Linked DNA regions of Homo sapiens: region 2 is linked to region 1. A link is an interaction called in ENCODE POLR2A ChIA-PET data of the cell type or tissue named here. Cell type or tissue: PC-9. All regions are shown on one strand. Links, peaks and the distances in the headings refer to the core of each region. The heading gives the core; the rest is flanking DNA.

The links. ChIA-PET counts read pairs that join two places held together with the same protein. Peaks named below come from ENCODE experiments on the same cell type or tissue, not always from the same donor. Only the 100,000 strongest peaks of a DNase experiment are listed, where the experiment ranks them.
Region 2: POLR2A ChIA-PET joins it to region 1 with 11 read pairs; 1 of 35 experiments calls an interaction of 5 or more read pairs at or near these places.

The regions. Positions count from the first base shown.
Region 1 is chr5:78,611,863-78,620,056 of GRCh38, forward strand. The region is part of intron 2 of LHFPL2 (LHFPL tetraspan subfamily member 2); the gene reads right to left. Among named protein-coding and RNA genes, the nearest start is that of LHFPL2, 33 kb to the right of the region's middle. RefSeq lists an enhancer at 3,994-5,193. In PC-9, for the core only: no CTCF peak of the experiment used is centred there; a DNase peak (open chromatin) is centred at 4,039; H3K27ac peaks cover 2,240 bases.
Region 2 is chr5:78,320,921-78,329,114 of GRCh38, forward strand. No RefSeq gene overlaps it. Among named protein-coding and RNA genes, the nearest start is that of AP3B1, 30 kb to the left of the region's middle. RefSeq lists an enhancer at 7,937-8,081 and a cis regulatory region at 8,004-8,014. In PC-9, for the core only: no CTCF peak of the experiment used is centred there; no DNase peak of the experiment used is centred there; H3K27ac peaks cover 31 bases.

The sequences.
Region 1 (8,194 bases), core at 2,114-6,113:
GGGAGAAGTCTTTCTAATTCCATTTTCCCACATGTGATACAGACGAGTTCTGAGAACGCATGCACACATGGTAGGAGCTTCATGAGTTAAAAAGCCACAGTGCATTTTAAGACAGTCCTTTCTAGACAGTGTATTTCTCTCCGAAACAACGAAACAACTATTTTTATTTATTTGTTTCTTCTCCCAAAAGACAAAAGAGAATAGGAAGAGAGAAACAAAATATTACTTTATAGAAAAGGATTATGACATTCCATTACACATTAATTTGGTTAGCTGTTGGCTGACAATGGAGCATTTTTCCTACTATCTCCTACTTACTATTCAAACTGACTTTGTGAAGACTTCTCCCATCCGATTAAAGAGGGTTTTTTAATCTAGTTGAAAATTTTAATGAAAATATAAAAATCATCCTGATCTTTGCATAAATTTCCCTTTAAAAATTAAAAATAGGAAAATAGCCATTAAAACAAATCAGTAGTAGCAGAGTAGGATTTGCATCTTTCAGAACTGGAATGCCATTGTATAGTCATTCCTCCAGAACTCTGAAAATATGACTACTATTTATCCACAGCCTTCCCTAGGCACTTAAAGTGCTTTACAAATATCATCCTCAAAATAACCCCATAAAGAGAGGAGAGTTTGCTATAAAAGTTCATTGGGCATGAAAACTTGGCTCAGTTATTCAACAGCTTGATCCAAAAGCAATTATTAAAACTAATTTTTAACAGCAACAAAAATAATTTGGCTGAAAGAGTAAACTAATAAGCAGTCAACTACCTACCCATGGCACACTTCCTCTACATAAAGGCTGCCTTTCCTTGCCCCAATCCCCAGAATCACTTCTATGAAACCAGCTCCAGTAAACAGCGACAACCCAGAGGCCTGGTGCCAGGCGCAGTCTTCAAAGAGCTGGACTCCCTTTTACAGCAGCACTTAATCCTGCATTTAAAGTGCCCTTAAGGCTGGCACCAAATGAGCTGGGGAGACAGTGATTTCCTAATGAATTAAGGCTGAGCCAAGCTTCATAATGCATTAATGATGGTCCCCTAATAGTTTGAAGGTAGAGATTCATCCAGCCTCACCTCCCCACCCAGCTCTTCCACGTGCATAGCTGGTGATCTTGAAGTTCTCCTGGTAGACAAAGCACCAAGAAGATGGGTGGTTCCATGGAGCAGGCAGCTGTACACAGAAGCTAGTGCAAAGAATGCCAATAAGCCCTTTTCCAGGTGCCTCCTGAGGGGCAGGGGCAAGGCCAAGGAATGAGGCCAAGGCCACAGAATATACTGCTTAGAGGTCAACTTCCCTTATCAGCTTTCTACCTCTGTTGTGGGCTTGCTTCTCTCAAGACATAGGTAAGTTTCTTGGATGAGAAACAAATGCAGCTGGTTCTATAAGATCATGGCAAACTTGGAACATGCACTCATTTTTCTTGGTTCATAAATCCAGACTTATCCCACATACCTTAGAGGCAACCAGAAGTGACCAGGCAAGGAGATCGTCCCAGCCTTTTCACAGCATTGTATGGTGAGAAAAGGATTCACATCCCTGCTTTGCCACCGACTAGTAGAGTGCATTATTAACACAAGTCACTTTGCATCATTTACACAAGTCACTTATACTGAGCTTCTATTGCCTCATCTGTAAAACAGGTCTAATACCCCATAAGGTGGTTGTGAAGATTAAATGTATTAATGAATGGGCAGTGTCTGGAATAAAATAGATGCTAATTATCACTTTCTCCTGTTTGCATGAGGTCAACCTCCTCCTATTATCTGTAACTTTCACTGTTTATTACTCTCAGGTTCAAATTTTTAAATCCATTTGAAATGGACTATCCATGTCTATTTCATACTAAAAGAAAAGCCAGCCAGGATGATGATTTAAAACAGGCTTTCAATCAAGCAGAGCTGCAGTCCAAAATCCAGCTCTACCACTTACTTGGTTGTATGATCTTAGTAAAGTTGTTGAACTTCTGACTCAGATTCATCAGGTACAAAAAGGGAGAAGGGGGTTAATATCTCCAACAAAGGACTGATTATATGAAGGATAATGGGGAGGAATAAACAGCTATCTCTGTAAGAGAGCCCTGGTCAACATACTCCCTGGGGCTTAGGACACCCTAAGCAAATGCCACTTCATCACAATACTGTCTTGTCTTGGTCACCAGAGTACCCTACGGCAGCTGATGAACAGGCCCCTAGAAATAATGCCTGCTCACTGATGTTAAATTTGGCGCCGATGCTATGAGAAACACGAGTTAATGAAAGGGTTTAGCTCCAAGTTTTAAAAAGCTTCATGGGTGAAATATGGCTAGACAGTCTTTGCCCTGAATCTGATGTGGTCACCCTCAGCGTCCAGGGGCAGCCTGGCCTGATCTGCCTGGGCATTTATAGCTGGCCCCTTAGCAAGCAAGGTCCAACAGACAAATGCTACTAGAACAACTCTATCCACCTTCTCTGGCTTGGGAGTCTCCTTTTATTTCCACTAGGTCCCCAAAGGGTGGGAGATGGCAAGAAAGCTTGTTCTTTACCTGTACAATGAGCCTCTGGGTAAAGCTCACTCATTTTAAGAAAAAATAATCTACTTCTAAGCTCCACCTCTGGAATTAGAAAAGCAGTGTTAAATCAAACTGATACAAGTGGTTCTCACAGTTATCTGGCACATAAACCTACTGTTTCTATTACTACATGCCAGACTCTACCCATTTTATTGTTAAGTCTTTAGGAAACATTCTAAAATCATTTTGTTACATTTGAACTTAAACTTATGGTGGAACCCATATTGACTCTGCAAATATAAAAATAAGAGCATCAATACAGCTCATGTTTAGAAAAAGAAAAAAGGACTAAAAAATTTAGAAAAAAAAGTGACTTCGGACCCTTTCAAATTATATTTTACCAAAAAGAAGTAACTACTGAACACTTCAAACATGGCAGGTTCTGTTATAACCCAGTTGATCTTCACAAAAACCTATGAGATAACACTGGCTCCAATTTACAGATGAGGAACTGAAGCAAAGAAACTTCAAGTAACTTCCCAAAGATCACCTAGCTGGTAATTGTTAGGGCTGATTCCAAACCCAGGCAGTCTGGCTCCAAAGCCTGGGCTTTTTACTACTCTACTAGCTTGTTTTATCTTAGCCACATTTTAAAATCAAAGTTCAAGACTCTCTCCACCATAAACTGCAGAAGAGACTTTGACTTCCACCTACAATGGGGGCAGTATCAACATTTCAGGAGTTGATGTCTGTACAAGCATTTAGGATCCCTGGTCTCTATTCCCTGACAGCCTTTGGGCAAACCAATCCCCCTCCCACAGCCAAAAGCCTCTGGTGTGTGGAGTGTGGGGAAGGGAGAGAGGAGACGGGAGAAGCGAGAGTCCTGTCCCAGTTGAGAACCATCACGGTAAACAGAAGACGAAATCAAAAGGCAGCAAGAAAATTTATGCAAGAAATACCTGTTTATCAAGCAAAGGAAGATGAAAAAAAGGAAGGAGAGACACTGGGAAGATACATAACAGCATAACATATTTCTTCCCTCTTCCTACATCAAATCACATAATCTTAAACTGGTAATTAGACTAAAAACAATCCAAATTTTTAAAAAGTCATCAAGGCTCAATAGCTAACAGAAAACTGTTTTCTAAAAACAAATCCATATATGGTAGGCATTCTTCATCTGCTCTTTCATAAACTCTAAGCACAAGATTTCCAATTAACTTATGACCTGCCAGACATCTACAAACCTAGCCTCTTGATAGAAGCATCGTGAGAAGCCCTTTCCCTTATTCAGCCTAATCTAAAAGAACTCAGATTGTCCCAAAATACAAAACAAAATTTGATTCAAAACCTCATGCTGGGACTAGTAAGAACCTATACTATCATAAGGGAGCCACTCATTTGGCTCCATAAGTATAAATGACTAAGAAGGTCAAACTGAGGGATACACAAAAAATACAACACCCACACTCCTTCCTCAGCCTGTCCTCTCTTTTCGACCATCTGATAAGGGCAATGTTCTGGAAAGCAGTCACAGGTGACTCACCCAGATGACTCCACAGAAGAGAGGTTACCTTTGCAAAGCTGGTGCTAGGTAGGTTCTCAGGACCAGGAATGCTTACCTAACAGTTGCACTCTCTTCTGCAACTTGCTCACCCACACTCCTCCCTCTTGTCCTCCTTCCTTCTGCCCTCTGTTCTTCTCCTCCCCATCCTCCCATTCCCTTGGCAATCCAACCTCTTTTCCCAGGTTTTTGTTGTTGTTGTTGTTTTGGGGGTTTTTTTTTGAGATGAAGTCTCACTCTGTCACCCAGGCTGAAGTGCAGTGGCGCAATCTCGGCTCACTGCAAGCTCCGCCTTCGGGTTCACGCCATTCTTCTGCCTCAACCTCCTGAGTAGCTGGGACTACTGGTGCCCGCCACCTCACCCGGCTAATTTTTTTGTATTTTTAGTAGAGACGGGGTTTCACCGTGTTAGCCAGGATGATCTCGATCTGCTGACCTTGTGATCCAGCCGCCTCGCCCTCCCAAAGTGCTGGGATTACAGGCATGAACCACCGCGTCCATCCTCTTCCCAGGTTTTCTTCTTGACCACCCCGACTATGGATTGCTTCGGAAGACATTTTACATAAAAGTCACGAAAGAGGTTACAGTAAGAATTCCAAGGCAGTCATATCCAGATTTCAGAATACTATGCCAATAAATGCTCACCTCCCCTAATCCTTGCTCAGTGTGCTGATGTGTCCCAGAGGAGAAGGAAAAGGATGCTAGAAGGGATTTAGGAAGTCTAAGGACATGCAATTGTCACTGGCAGCCCTTCAGAGCCTTTGCTAGGAGAGAACTATTGCTCTCCTTGCAACACCTCAGTCAACAGTTCCTGATATGAGTCTGACTCTTCTCAATGACCCCAGCATTAACAGTGACACGCCTGATGTCCACAGCCCTGACAACCTGGACTGGTTTGCATTTCGGCAGAGATCTGCAAAAAGACAGCTTATCCAGCCCACCTGCCCTAATTAAGGAGAAAGATCCCTGCATATGGTTTGTTAATTCTGACTTTCTTGAAGCAAACCCTAGCTTCTGGAAGAACTCATAAGGTAGGCCTCAAAATCTGAAGTGTCACAAGTCCCTTTTAATGACAGTAATTATGACACTTCTAGAGTTTCTCTTTTTTTTTTCTTTTTTTTTGAGATGGAGTTTTACTCTTGTTGCCCAGGCTGGAGTGCAGTGGCTCAATCTCCGCTCACTACAACCTCCGCCTCCCAGGTTCAGGCGATTCTCCTGCCTCAGCCTCCTGAGTAGCTGGGATTACAGGTGCGTGTCACCACGCCCAGATAATTTTTTGTATTTTTAGTAGAGACGGGGTTTCATCATGTTGGCCAGGCTGGTCTCAAACTCCTGACCTTAGGTGATCCACCCACCTCGGACTCCCAAAGTGCAGGGATTACAGGCATGAGCCACCATGCCCAGCCTAGAGTTCCTTAAAAGGAACAGGAACTCCACACTTATGTGAAAGCTATTCGTTTTCTCTAAGAAAGAGGTAAGTTTGAATAATTATTTATTTTTCCACTCTCACCAGCTCAGCCTAATGGATAGTTTGTTCTACCTGCTTGTAGGCACACAGACATCCATCTGTGCACCCATGGGTGCAATTTTTCAACCTATACTTTAACACTGTTCACCTCCAGGAGACACACTTTTTAGGGTGCTTCCCTAAAAGGTGCTTCCAACCCCAGGGCTGGATTTAGGACAAGCCGATCTCATCTTGAAAGAATAACTGCAAAGCTCTTTCAAGCTGTGAACTTCAGGGAGGATCCACAGAGTTGCCTTAGAGTATGAGAGCAATAATTTAGGAGAGGGCGCCGGATGAAGGCAGGACTCTGACCCTACTCTCCAGATTAAACAGAACAACTCCACTTTTTAAAAAATAGTTGTCATAAGCAATATTTATTAAAATTAAAATATTTGTTAATAGTTTGATAGACTATGCCAAAGAGGCATTAAAGTCTGCAGAGTGGGGCAAAACTTATTCCCAGGCATCATGACCCTTAAAAAAATTCAGGGGCTGGGCGCGGTGGCTCACACCTGTAATCCCAGCACTTTGGGAGGCCAAGACAGGTGGATCATTTGAGTTCGGAAGTTTGAGACCAGCCTGGCCAACATGGTGAGACCCCATCTCTACTAAAAAATACAAAAATTAGCCAGGCTTGGTGGCAGGCGCCTGTAATTCCAGCTACTTGGGAGGCTGAAGGAGAATCAATTGAACCCGGGAGGCAGAGGTTGCAGTGAGCCAAGATCGCACCACTGCACTCCAGCCTGGGTGTCAGAGCAAGACATTGTCTCAAAAAAGAAAAAAAAAAATTATTCAGGAAGACCAACGAACTGTCTCTCAAGAAGCTTCCGTAGTAAGTTTTTATAAGAGCACCAGATGAAGAGGTTGATTTTATTTTTTAGGGGTCATCTGAAACAAGTTTTAATGGTGTCTCACATTTTGTGGGTCAAGAATTTGGGCAAGGAGCAGCTGGGAGGTGCTTCTGTTCCATGTGGCAATGGCAGAGGTCGGTCACAGGCAGCATTCGGCCGGTGGACGGGCTGGTCTAGAGGCTTGGTTTGCATGTCAGTGGGGATAGCTGGAAGGCTGGGTCCAGATAAGAACATCCACTGAAGCGCCCAGATATGGCCTCTCCTGCCATGATGGCCTTAGGGGAGTTGGACTTACGAAGCGGAGCTCAGGGCTTGAAGAGCAGTGTTCCTTCCAACAAGACAGGAACTGCATGGCTTTCTGTGACTGGCCCTAGAAGTCAGTCCGGTGACACGTACTTTCGTCATCTCTATTGGTCAGGGCATTGACAAGTCCACCCAGATTCAAGGAGAGGGACCCTGTTTTAAAATCCAAAACTTTTCCAGCCATACCGTATATAAATTCAAACACTCTAAAGGTAACATGCACTGAGACTTGAACATACACATTGAAAAAGGCCTGCTTCGGGACTCGGAGCCTGAGAAGAAAGAACCAGAATGCCTGCCTTTCAGAAAATCGGTCAAAACCAGACGGGACACAGCAGAATGGTATTATACAGACTTGGAGTTTAGAAATAGGCCATGAGCCCCACTATCACCAAAAAAATATCTGAACTGACAAGGCCAAGATTTGTGTCAATAGACCAATCACTTTTCTTTTTTTTTGAGGCAAGGTCTGGCTCTGTCACCCAGGTTGGAGTGCAGTGGTGCAATCTCAGCTTACTGCAACCTCTGCCTCCTGGGCTCAAACGACCCTCCCACCTCAGTCTCCCAAGTAGCTGGGACTAGAAGTGTGTGCCACCACACCTGGCTAATTCTTGTATTTTTTTGTTATTAATGGGGTTTCTCCATGTTGCCCAGGCTGGTCTAAAACTCCAGGCCTCAAGGAATTCACTCACCTTGGCCTCCCAAAGTGCTGGGATTACAGGAGTGAGCCATGGTGCTGGCCCCAATCACTTTTCTTTATAGGGCTTTGGCCCTTAGAAATTTCTAGAAGATATTTCAATGAGGCTGCTCTCTCTTGAGGAGCAAATCTAATGCTTTCATCATCTCCAACTCATCCTTTAGAGTTTACAGTTTACACTCGCTATGCCTCAGAGTTTTTATTTATATATATATATATTTATTTTATTATTATTATACTTTAAGTTTTAGGGTACATGTGCACAATGTGCAGGTTTGTTACATATGTATACATGTGCCATGCTGGTGTGCTGCACCCATTAACTCGTCATTTAGCATTAGGTATATCTCCTAATGCTATCCCTCCCCCCTCCCCCCACCCCACAACAGGCCCCAGAGTGTAATGATCCCCTTCCTGTGTCCGTCCATGTGTTCTCATTGTTCAATTCCCACCTATGAGTGAGAACATGCGGTGTTTGGTTTTTTGTCCTTGCAATAGTTTACTGAGAATGATGATTTCCAATTTCATCCATGTCCCTACAAAGGACATGAACTCATCATTTTTTATGGCTGCATAGTATTCCATGGTGTATATGTGCCACATTTTCTTAATCCAGTCTATCATTGTTGGACATTTGGGTTGGTTCCAAGTCTTTGCTATTGTGAATAGTGCCGCAATAAACATACGTGTGCATGTGTCTTTATAGCAGCATGATTTATAGTCCTTTGGGTATATACCCAGTAATGGGATGGCTGGGTCAAATGGTATTTCTAGT
Region 2 (8,194 bases), core at 2,434-6,433, 290 kb before region 1:
AAATATCCCGGGGTGGACACTATTACAATTATACCACTTTATAAAATGACGGTTTCTTCTTGCTCCTGTAAGAAGATTACAAATTGAATGTTGAATAATCATGATGTAGAAAGCACTGTGGGAGGGTGGTATGGGAAAAATAAAGATGAACACATGTTTACCCCAGGATAAGAGGTTTAAACCAAGAGCTTGTAGATAAAGAATTCAAAACATTCACCTCTTAAAACTATTTAATTCCAAATCCTTTCATGTGACTATCTTAGTGCCATGGTGTTCTGAGATTAATCTTTAGTGTTCATGTTCAAAAGGACAAGCACCAAATATCCATGTTGACCTATTTGGTCCCTTTCTTCTCCCAACTAACATGGCTGCTAGACCAATTAGCTGTTTATTGCATAAACAGTGGGACTCGGGGTGAACTGCTTAACCACTCTCACCCTTAATGTCTCCAGTAGTAAAGAAAAATGAAAATAATCATATGAGTTTTGGAGGATTAGCGTGGTGACCCAATGAGATCTAGAACATGAAAGTATCGCTACTGTGCCTGGCATTTATAGGTGATAAATAAGTATGTGTTCTTTTCCTTTTTCTGAGCATCTCCCAGCAGCACATCTACTAACTGAAATATCTAGACATTCTAGGAATATCCAGACTTCACAAGGGGGTATAGCAAACAGAAGTGATAGTACTAGGCTGATGCCAATGATCATTGTGGCTGCTACTTTGCTGACTTCAAAGCTTATCTGTGAGATAATGTTTTTCTATTTAACTTATATCCCTTCCCCCGATCTGCTCCTCAACCCCTACTGCCACTCTGAGAATCCTAACACCCCAAGGTTCATTTCCCATCGAGTACCCTACTTTCATCAAGTTCAGCTGCTAAAAAATAGTTGGAGCTATCACATAGCAAAGCACACAAATGTTGATAAAGGAATAATTTAGCTGATACCCTGAGAGTAAAGGCAGAAATGACAATAGCTATTTAACATATTTCATTTTTCTCCTATGTAAAAATTGCAATTGATATGATAAAATTGTCCTCAAGCAGTCATTCCTGTCATATTAGCATGAACAGTTAGTTTGAAGTCTCAAATGATATATTCTCCCATTGTTTCATGTTTCTTGACTGTTAAGGTTAATAGAAAGGGCCTACACTCATTAGAATAAAATTCTACTAAAAATATAATCTGACTTTTAAATCAGATTATAAAAGTATAATCTGATTTTTATGAGAGAACAAGTGATTTCAAGTACTTTAATTATGGTAAAAATCATTTTAAGACATTGCTGAAGAGGCACGAGATGGTGATAGGATCCTATTAAACTAGGCCATTGATTGTTTTTATCATATCCATGATGAACTGTAACATTTTTACTTCACTGAAGTAGATATGAGTACGTGCTGTCTTCATATGTTTGAAACCCTAGGCAAATCAGTAAGAATAGTCCATTGTTTTTACCCTCTTTAAATAGAGGGACCAAATAAATAATTGAACCAAAAAGTGTTTCTGTTATACTGATCCTGCACTCGGTTAAAAATTAATATAGAAAAATCTCTGGAATTACAACACAAAAGCTATATTGAAGAAAGCCTATGTTTTACCTTGATTAAAGTAAAAGACTTCTACCAAAATTGAAGTAGCAAGTGCTAACATAACTATAACATTTTGGAATAGGCTTACCAAAAACATGCCTTCTGGGTCATTTTTATTCAGTGAATTTTTTTTTGTCTGACAAGATAGTGCAAATGTATGACCTGATTTTATTTTTGCTGTTGAACTCAAGAGAATACAATTAAACCTAACAATTGCTATTAGTTCAACAATACTAAAGAGCTAAACAGCTGAAGTGGTATTGATTAATTATTCATGAAAATGTAATCTTGATGATAATTTAACATTATTTGGTAAAGGGCTTAATTTGCTATCTAAAAATTATTATTTCCAATTAGAAAGTCTTACTCCAAATAATGTTGTAGTGTGCTATGTAGGAACAAAAAATTATTTTGAAATGGCTGGAGGCAAAAACTGAATAACTCTCTGAGCCCAGCAAGTCATAACATTTCAATATAATCTAATGAGTAGAGTGAATCAGTAATGCAGTATCATTGTCACCTGTTTTTTCTCTTCTTCCTGGCACTACAGCAAAGCACAAAGATTGGAATATTGAGCATTTCAGCAAAGAGCCAAGGTAATTTAGATTTTTATTGCTACATTTGGTCCTTGGCTTTAAACAAGCCAAAAAAGAACCCTCAGAAAAAGTAATTTACTAAATCATGGTACCAACCAAATCATGAACAACAAAACTGCAATGCTTGGCTTTCCTTGGGTTTTGTCTGTGTTGCTAAGATATTAGACAAGTCTGACTGACAAGCAGTATTTTGCAGAAAAGGAGTTGAGAATGCTCTCTTGGCAAGGCAGAGGTTGAGGTATAGAGACTAATGCTATCTTCTTATTTTGTAACTAAGATGACTTTGCTGGGCCTCTTGCCTTAATTGCCCTTGGGATGATTAACATTGGCTCCAAGCTCCCAGGATACAGACTAATCCATTTGGTGAGGCTCCTGGGAACTTGCTAGCCAGCTTAGATCAATGGCCAACAAAGATTTGATGATTCCTTAGAGGAGCCATCAATGAAATAAAATGTTAATCTTCAGGGTAAAATACACACACATACACACACCCAAGCACACACACACAATGAAATTTCCTTAAGAGAAGGAACCATGCCTTATTCATGTTTGCAGGATTGTAAAGATTAAATGGGTTGATGCATGCCAAAGAAACTTAGAATGGTACTTGGCAAAGGGTAATCAGTAAATATGTAGCAGTTGCTATTTTTGTTTATATCCACTGTGTTCAGTACAGTAACTGTTATATAATAGAAACCAATACACTTTAAATGACTTTTAAAGGAATATAGATTTATTATTTGTCTCCGCTTTGTTAGATGCCCATTGAAGAGAATTCAAATTTAACATTTCAACTAAAAAAAGAGTATATTATGTTTATAAATTTTGAAAACCACTGCCGCAGAGGATGGAGAGTCAGCAAAGACTTTAAAAAAGAGGATAATATGATTAGGGTTCTCTTTTTTTAGGTGGGACAGGGTCTCACTGTCACCCAGGCTACCATGCAGTGGTGCAATCATGGCTCACTGCGGTCTTGACCTCTGGGGCTCAAGCAATCCTCCCACCTCAGCCTCCTGAGTAGCTGAGTAGCTGGGACCACAGGCATGAGCCACTATGCCTGGCTAATTTTTTTTCTTAATTTTGTAGAGATGAGGTCTTGTTATGTTGCCCAGGCTGGTTTTGAACTCCTGGGCTCAAGTGATTCTCTTGTCTTGGCCTCCCAAAGTGCTGGGATTACAGGCATGAGCCACAGAGATGGGCCTCAGAATTTATTTTTAAAAGATATTTGAAACTATAGGTGACTTGGAAAAGTTAGACTTGAAGCAGAGAAACCAGAATGAGGAATATGACATCCAGATCTGAGGAAATAAGATCTTGAATTAAGGCAGTGGTAATGAGGATTAAAAAAAAAGATGTCAGACTAGTGAGATATATAGGATATGGAGGTTATAGGATTTAATGACCAATTCCAAGGTGAGAGTGAAGAAGTCACAGAGAATAAATCACCTGCCTCTGACTTGGGAAACAGAATAGAGAGTGACCCTTAACTAGAGTAGGTTATTCACAAAGCAGAGAAAGGTTGGTGAGAGAAAGAGTTAAACTTTAATTATGTTAAGTTAGAGGCACCATTGGGACATTCAGATAAAATGTCGCCGAGGCAGCAGGATATAATAATCTGAGGATCAGAACTGAAGTCTGAGATAGGGATAGAAATTTGGAAATCATTGGCAAAAAATGTGAGGTCATCCACGCTGATGAGATCAACCACAAAGAAGGATAGAATAAAGAGAGAAGAGGCTTAAGGAGTCGGCAGAGGGACGAGGAAAGGAGCTACAACCAACTTGTCAGCAGGGAAGAGGAGAATAAGGAGAGCAAGACCAACGGAGTTACCAGGGTAGTGTTCAAGAGAGAAGGAGAGAGATCAGTAGTAACAAATACTATAGAAGTCAAGTGAAACATGAAATGAAGGTGAAACTTACCCACTGGGCACAGTGTAGGAGCTTAATAATATTTGATAAATTGGATATATAAGCTACTACACACAAAGCGAATCATTGCTGATCTTGCCTCCAATCTACCTTCTTAATTATCTACACTAAACATTTTTTCCAAACCTTTTAGTCCCTTGAAGATAAAAAATACTTTGATTTAGTAACTTTCTCCAGAATACATTGGGCCTTCCTAACCCTCATGCTTTGTTGTATGCCATTCACCCTGGCTAAAATACAATTGATCTATGTCTCTACTTATACCAACCTACTGACCTCTCATACCTGGATCAAATCCCAACTTCCCCATTCAATCTTCCATGATTTTCCCAAACAGAAGTAATCATCACCTCCATAAAACTCCCAAAGGGGCCGTGCGCAGTGGCTCAAGCCTGTAATCCCAGCACTTTGGGAGGCCGAGGCGGGCGGAGCACGAGGTCAAGAGAGCAAGACCATCCTGGCCAAAATGATGAAACCCTGTCTCTACTAATAGTACAAAAATTAGCTGGGCATAGTGCGTGTGCCTGTAGTCCCAGTTACTCCAGAAGCTGAGGCAGGAGAATCACTTGAACCCGGGAGGCAGAGGTTGCTGTGAGCTGAGATTGCACCACTGCACTCCAGCCTGGTGACAAAGTGAGACTTTGTCTCCAAAAAAAAAAAAAAAAATACACACACACACACACACACACACAAAACTCCCAAAGGACCATTTTTTTAATCTATATCAGTAAATTATCAAGTTAATGTTTTTATTTATAACATTATCATATTCTATTTTTCTCTTGTTCCTTGAACAAAAATTTTTATCTTGTATTATAAATTAAATTTGTAGGTGTCTGTATCTTGCCTCCCATCTAGATGATAAATTCCTGGATAACAGGGATAAGACCTCATAATTTTCTCTGTTCCAAATATTTACTGAATGCCAAAAATGTGTGGAGCTCTAGTAGAGATACCAGGGATAGTATTGTAAATAAGACAGGCAACATCTTACCGTCATGGAGTTTATATTCTGCTGGATATACTTGAACTTATTATGTCCCTCAGCTCCTTCTCACTCACACTATCAGAACAATATACCTTACTGTTCTTGGGTTCATGAACCCCATGTCCTTTATAATATCCTTTATAAACATTTCCTAACCCTAGACTTCTAATATGACAGATGCTGAAGTGGAATAAGGGACGTCTAATTGAGTTATGAAGATCACTATAACATGTAGACTTTGGAGTCAGATTTTAGTTGAAATGTCAGATGTGCCATTTACTAGAAGGGTGACTGAAAACAATTTTTTTTGTTGGTTTTTGAGACAGGGTCTCACTCTGTCACCCAGGCTGAAGCACAGTGACACACTCAAAGCTTACTGCAGCCTTGAGTGAGGCTCAAGTGATCCTCCCACTTCAGCATCCCTAATAGCTGGGACTACAGGCGTGCACCAGCGCTCCTGGCTAATTTTTGTATTTTTTGTAGAGTCGGGGTTTCACCATATTGCCCAGGCTGGTCTTGAACTTCTGGGCTCAAGCAATCTGCCTGCCTCAGTACCCCAAAGTGCTTGGGATAACAAGCGTGAGCCACTATGCCCAGCCTGAACACAATTTTTAACTTTTTTGAGGTTCAGTTTTTTCATCATAAGAATTGTAATAATACCTATCATCCAGAATTACTGTGAAAGTCAAATGAAATAATTACATAGCTGCTAAGAATACATGTTAATTATGTTAAAAGTATCTTTAAAATTAAGAGGTCATTGCTCTGAAGAAGAAAGAGTAGTGAGGGGAGTCTAGCTCTACCAAATATTGAAACATTTTATAGTTACAGTAACCAAAATAATATAGTTCTAGAATATGAAAAGAAAAATATGAGTAAAGTAAACCAGAAAGCCTGGAAATAAGCCCCAATATATATGAAAACAGAGTATTGTCCTTAGTTGGAGAAAAAGGTCACACTCTGGTCTTCCTCTGGTTGTACCACTTTTGGCAGGACAAAGCGATATGCCCACCTGAAACCTGTCACCTCCCTTCACCTCACTTTGGTTACCCGACCTTTCATTGGCATTGCCTGACTCACTGTCCCAAGACCACTTCAAGGACTGTGTTAGACTTTCCCCTTCTCCATCCTCCTGAGAGTGGCCATGAAATCTTTATTGTACCCATAAGCCCCCTGATCAACTTAGAGAGTTCACCACTCTTTCCTCTTTGACGCTTTCTTCACTTGGCATCTGGCTCACCACTCTCTCTTGGTTTTTCACCTGACTCACTTACTTACTTGGTCTCCTTTCCTAGTTCCTCCTTATATCCCCAACATCTGAATTCCCAAGTACCTCAGGCTCAGTCTTCAGTCTTCTTCTGTCATTGCAGTCCATTACTAAATTATCTCATTCCATCACATGGTTTTAAATAACATCTATAAACTGACAACTTTCAAATTGATATTTCTAGCCCTGACACCTCCCTTGAAATCTTCTCTTATATATCCAGCTACCTATTTGATATCTCCATGTAAGTGTCTAAATAGGCATCTCAAATTTATGCCCAAACATTTACAAAACTAAACACTTTATTATCTACTACCTCAACCAACTTTTTTCCACAGCCTTTTCCCATGGTAGCAAATGACAAAATCTATTCTTCCCAGTTGCTCAGGCCAAAACCTCAGTCATTCTTGTGTCTTCTCCTTCCTTTGTGTTTCATGTCCAATCCATTAGCAAATCCAGTAGACCTTACTTACAACATTTGTCTGGAATTTGATCACTCCTCGCCCCACTGCCACTACTAATCAAATACAATTTGCCATCCTCTCTCACCTGGGTTACTCATCTGGATGAGCAAGTTTTATCTGTAAAGGGCCAGATAGTAAATATTTTAGGCTTTGCAGACTATAGAGTCTCTGTTGCAACCACTCAACTCTGTTCTTGCAGGCCTGAAGCAGCCACAGACATTACTTAAATGAATAGGTGTGGCTGTGTTCCAGTAAATCTTGATTTACAAAAACAGGCATTGGGCCAGATTTGGCCAGCAGGCCATAGTTTGCCAACTCCTGACCTGGATGACTGCACCGCCCCGTAACTAGTCTCCCTCTTTCTACCTTTCCTCCTAAAATTGAGACATGGGTGAAGGTGATAGCTTTGAATAAGAGGGAAGAAAGGAAAGATGAGTAAAAATATAGGTGAATTTAGTCTTCCCAGTTGCCTGAATACTCCCAGAGAAAGCACCAAGCGAGGCGACAAGCCACTGCCTGGACTCACAGTTGCCCCATAAATGGTAACAACCAAAACATGCTGACTCATCTTGACTACAACAAAGTCACCTATATTTTTACTCATCTTTCCTTTCTTCCCTCTTATTCAAAGCTATCACCTTCACCCGTGTCTCAAATGTCACAAGAGTGCATCATCAAGTAATGAAGATGGAGTATAATTGGGATAGACCTTACTGAAGAAGAAAGATTTGAACTGCACAGTGTTGCCAAGAGCCAGTTCCTACTGCCTAGAGTGAAAACACTTTTTCCGGCCTCCCCTTTCTCCAAAGGGCCAACAAAATTAAAATCTTTACAAAGAATTTGTATACATACACAATATAGTTGGGTCCTGAGCCCCTTTGAGACTGGCCCTTGAGCTGACCAAACTGTTCCTAACCCATTCCACCCGCCGTGTCCACCCTGGAGCTCACACTAGGGGGAAATTTCCCCAAAATCACTCCTAACACAAATACCTAACATTCAAAATCAGTGAACAGCTTTCAAATGGAGGTAATTCTCTTGTGAACAAAGTAGTATTTGAATTTAATCTTCCCAGTTGCCTGAATACTCCCAGAGAAAGCACCAAGCGAGGCGACAAGCCACTGCCTGGACTCACAGTTGCCCCATAAATGGTAACAACCAAAACATGCTGACTCATCTTGACTACAACATAACTCCTTAAAATACCATCTTCCCACACAACAAAGTTTTCACAATTAGAAGAGAGGTGGGACTATTTTAACATACAAATCCTATGTCTGTTTTTTCACTTAATAGCATGTGAAATACTTACCCTATTGTGGTGACAATAGCTCTTAGAGAAGCACAGCGTGTAGCC